Regions from separate parts of the Mus musculus genome. Here region 2 is linked to region 1. A link is a loop called in an ENCODE intact Hi-C map of the cell type or tissue named here. Cell type or tissue: heart. All regions are shown on one strand.

Region 1 (2,500 bases):
GATACAGATGGTTGTTAACCAACATGGATGCTGGGATTCAAAGCAGGAAGAGCAGACAGCTCTCTCTCTCTCTCTCTCTCTCTCTCTCTCTCTCTCTCTCTCTCTCTCTGCACAGACATGTGCAAACATTGTAGGACATTCTTACAGGAACAGTAGATCACTCTATGTGAGCTCTCCATTCAGTCAATAAGCGATAGACATGACACTCATCTGTGCTAGTAAAATATTAAAAGCAACGGTTATTTTATCTCATGTGTATGCGTGTGCCTGCTTCTCTGTATGTGTACTGTGTGAATGCAGGTACCCTTGAAGCCAGAAAAGGCTGTCAGTTCTCCTGGTACTGGGATCACCAGTATTGTGAACCACTGGTGTGGGTGAACCTGGGTCCTCCAAAAGAGCAGCAAGTGCTGGTAATTGCTGAGCCCTCTCTCAAACCCCCACAACATGGGAAATGTCTGTGTTCAGTTTTGAGGCCAGAACCCAGGTTTTTGAATATTCTAGGTAAGAATTCCTACCATTAAGCCGCACCCCTAACCCTTAAGACGTCGTGACAGCCACTGTGTTGCTGGGTCATGGGAATTTTTTCAGCCCCATCATAATCTTACGGATCTATTTTCATAGATGTGGCCTGTCCTCAGATGAAATTTTATGTGACCCATGGATTTAGTTTAATGTTTAATTTTTAAACATTGTGGTAAAAGAAGCAAAAATACAGAAGTCACCATTTTACATTGTTATGTGTACAATTCAATAATGCTATTCACGTTACTATACAACAGATCTACCAAACATTCGCATAATGCAAAACACACACTCCAAACCCATTTAAAAATTACTCCTTTCTCCCCATAGCTGCTCCATGGTAGCCAACATTCTGTTTCCTGTTTCTGTGAATTTGATTACTTTAGATACTTTAGGTAAATAGTATCTTGCAACATCTGACTTTTTGTGCCTGGATGGTTTTATCTAACAAAATGTCTTTAGTGTTCTATGTCATGGCATATGACAGGAATTCCTTTTCTTCTGAGTCTAATATTCCATTGTTTGTAGATACCTTGTTTCTTCATTTGTCTGTTGATGCCACCTCCTGGCTGTTATGAGTACTGCGGCTCTGCCTAGGTGCTCTGGATCATAGAGAGCAGTTAAAGTAGAATTTCTTGATGAACTTCCAGGCTAGTTTCTTAAAAAACAAAACAAACAAACAAACAAAAAATTAAAAACTTTTACTTACTTATTTATTTTGTGCACATGTGTGTTTGTGTGAATGTGAGTGTATGTGTATGTGAGGTGAGTGTGTGAGTGTGAGTGTGTGGGCGCTTGTGTGAAAGTGTGTATGAGTGTGTGAGAGTGTGTGTGTGTGAGTGAGTGTGTGTGTGTGTGTGTGTATGTGTGTGTGTGTGTGTGGGTGTGTAGGAGTTCACATAGCACATGTGTACAGGTCAGAGGACAACTCATATGAGTTGGTTTTCTTCTTCCACTGTGTAGATCTTGGGGATTAAGCTCAGGATATCAGGCCTGGCTGCCAGCACCTTGACCCATTGCTCTGAGCTGTCTCTCAGCCCCTTCACACTATATACTGTAGGTTTTATATTATTTTTACATTCTCATGAGAAGTTTCGACTGTTTCTCTTTCTCCACACCCTCCCCATCCCGAGGAGACACAGGCAATGCATGAGGAGCAGGGTTTGTAGATCATGGACTGGGCTTGACTTGGAGTGACAACAGCGCCACTGTCTGGGAAGCATCACAGACTGAGTACGGGTGAAGAGTGAAAGGGATGGATGGGCGGCTCCCCTTCAGGGTCCTGGAGCATAGTGTGACTACAGGCTTTCAGCATTCTGTTTTAAACGCTCTTACACTTCAGATGTTCAGCTTTTGCTTTAGTGGAGAGGAACACACAGACAGACAGACAGACAGACAGACAGACAGACAGACACACACACACACACAAACACACACACAGAGAGGTGGGGTGTGGGAGACAGGGAGACAGAGACAGGCAGAGATACAGGGAGAGAGGGAGAGGGGATGAGAGACACTTCGGATGCAGCTCACTTGCTGTGGATGAGATAGTAATGGTGGCCCCTTCTGACTCGACCAGGGATTCATGTTCATCGGTGGGGAAGGGAGTCAGTAGATGGCAGGAGCAGAGTAGTCTGCGGGCTGAGCAGGAATTTAGAAATACAATTGTTAGAATCATGCTATGCTTTCTGACAGCGATATTATGTACCTAACGTATTCTAGAAACATTAAAATCTAATCTAAAAAAGCCAGTGGACAGTGCTCTTTCCTTATAGCTGCTGGGCAATGCCTAAAGGGTGGGTATAGATTGGGCAAGGCTTCCAAGAGTCCATTCAAAGGGAGAAAGAAGAAAGGAGAAAGGGAAGAGAGAATGGAGAGAAGATAAAATGACTAGTTGTGATGGTTTGTATATGCTTGACCCAGGGAGTGGCACTATTAAGAGGTATGGCCTTGTTGGAGTAGGTATGGTCTTTTGGAG
Region 2 (2,500 bases), 130 kb before region 1:
CCGTAGTTGTTTGCCCCACTACAAAAGCCAGGCTGCCTATAGCCCTTTTACAATCTAGCTGAGCAACCGCAGAAATGGCCTGGCAGGTTTTTTTCCTTTAACTTGTTTAAGAACAATAAAAACATGTGCATGGAAAAATTCTACATACAATAATATCTGTAACTTCCAGCATGACAATTTAAATTTGTAAACCTCTTTTACAAGGTAATACAGGTTTTTTACACCTGAGTAATCAAACTTAAGGTCAGAAGTAAAAGGCCTTTCATAATTACATTTTATTTACCTTGAGTGCTAAAAGGCTTTTATTAATTTCAGCACCTTCAAGCCTGGTTTGCCTGTCTGCACTGGATGTATCAGCTCCTCTTTCGTTCCCAGCCAGGTCAATGAGAGAAAATTTACCATGTAGTTTCCCCTTCCTTCTTAGAATGATCTGGAACACTGCATGGCTCCGAGATGAATGTGCATTTGCAGATGTTTGGCCAGATGTTCTACAATGTGATTAAGGACACAGTGACACATCAACACTTTTATTTTCATTCTCTCCGTAGTCTTGTCTTCTGGCTTTGCTGGTACGATAAACCAGCTAACCTGGCAGAGCTGCTGTGAGGCTCACCTGCAGCTGTTGCCTATGTCGATGAGCTTCAGCACGTCCTCCACACACTTCACCTCCCGCTCCTGCAGCCCCACCACTTGGACCTGCTGCTTCCCATCTTCTAGTACTCTTAATTTTGTTTTCCTATTTAGTAAGTCAAACACCTGTAGAAAACCATATTTGAATTAGAAAACTAGCTTTAAGAAATCACCTCTACAAAAGGGAGTCTACAAGTAATAAGACTATTATTTTCAGAACAATGTCCAACATTGAAAGCTTAAAAAGACATCAACTATTATATTTACAATCATATAAATCTTGTGGTAGTGGAGGTCACAAAGCAAAGCTGTATACTTAATACCACCAAACTGTATTCTTTAAAATGGCCAATATATATGAATAGACATGTTAAATATATATGTGTGTGTGTGTATATATATATATATATATATATATATATATATATATATACACACACACACATATATATATAAAACCACATTTTTAAAAGATGTATGTATGTATTTATTTATTTATTTATTATATGTAAGTACACTGTAGCTGTCTTCAGACACACCAGAAGAGGGAGTCAGATCTCATTACAGATGTTTGTGAGCCACCATGTGGTTGCTGACATTTGAACTCAGGACCTTTCAGAAGAGCAGTCGGTGCTCAGCCGTTGAGCCATCTCTCTAGTCCCCACTTTTTGTTTGTTTGGTTGGTTTTTTTACAAAGATCTGGGAACTAGAAGACAACTCAGTTGGTAAAGTGCTTGCCAAGCGAGAACAAGAACGTGAGTTTGATCCCCAAAAATAAAACAGTCCACCAGCCACAGTACTGGGCACATGGAGACCCTGAGGCACAGTGGCCATCTAGCCTATCCTAACTGTTCAGCTGCAGGCCACAGCTCAAAAATACAAGTACAGCTCCCGAGACATAACACCTGAGGCTGACTGCTGGCCTCTACAATTACACATGTGTAGCCTACACACATGCATACCCACATACACGCACTCATATACCCACTCCCATACACAAAAGAAAACAAAACTCACGTACCTTTCCACTATAAATTTCAAAAAATGTTGCATATACTTGAAGTTCTAGTTTCTTATAGTTTGGCTTCTTCAGCATTAAAAAGACATCGCGAGCTGTCGAAAATTTCACATACAAAGTTTGTTAAGATACAGCAATTTTATAAATTTCTTTTCTATTTTTAGAAGAATCAGTTAATATTAGGTTAATAGTGTCTATAAAAATATTAAATCATTAGTTTGAAAAATAAAGTTGTAAAAGAAGCTATTCTTTTTCACATTCCATGGAAGGATGCTCCTGATGAAGCGCAGTTAGTAGTGTCTGGCTGGCAGGCACAAAACCCAGGGTCAGTCTGCAGCGCTGCACAAACCAGGCGCACTGATACACCCCACTATAACCCAGCATTCGGATGTTAAGGGAGAGAAAGAGAAATTCAAGGTCATCCTCAGCCACATAGGAAGATTGAGGTCAGCTTAAAACACATGAGCGCCTATCTCAAGAGCTGTGAGTGTGTGTGTGTGTATGATCCAGTAACAATTAGCCACTGCATAACTTGCAGTAATAATCTCTAATAGATTACATTTATTTAAGATTTTTATTTTGTCACCAAGAGCTTAATCTTACATTTCTTTTATGACTTTGTCTTTTTTGAAACAGGATCTCAGATAGCCATGGCTGGACTCAAATCTGCTCTGCAGCCGAGGACGGCAGTGAACCCAGATGATCCTGCCTTCACCTCCTAAGTACTAGGATTACAGGTTGTGCTACCATGCCTGACCATGACCTCACATTTCTTTTCAAATAATCTGAAATCGAACAGTTGATCTAATATGTTGTGTATATAATTATTTATGTACACAAATACACTAATTG

Evidence for each region. Peaks named below come from ENCODE experiments on the same cell type or tissue, not always from the same donor. Only the 100,000 strongest peaks of a DNase experiment are listed, where the experiment ranks them.
Region 2: a loop joins it to region 1, with 4 times the contacts of the local background. A loop is called at or near these places in 6 of 42 quality-filtered maps.

What each region holds. Positions count from the first base shown.
Region 1 is chr13:107,104,623-107,107,122 of GRCm38, forward strand. All of the region lies in intron 4 of Gm31452 (a long non-coding RNA gene), which reads left to right. Among named protein-coding and RNA genes, the nearest start is that of Gm41051, 16 kb to the right of the region's middle. In heart, a CTCF peak has its summit at 1,094 (motif pointing left); no DNase peak of the experiment used is centred here.
Region 2 is chr13:106,976,373-106,978,872 of GRCm38, forward strand. It overlaps Kif2a (kinesin family member 2A), which reads right to left. Exons shown (of 21, transcript NM_001374727.1): 12 at 1,652-1,743; 13 at 614-756; 14 at 284-488. Among named protein-coding and RNA genes, the nearest start is that of Dimt1, 30 kb to the left of the region's middle. In heart, a CTCF peak has its summit at 1,184 (motif pointing right); no DNase peak of the experiment used is centred here.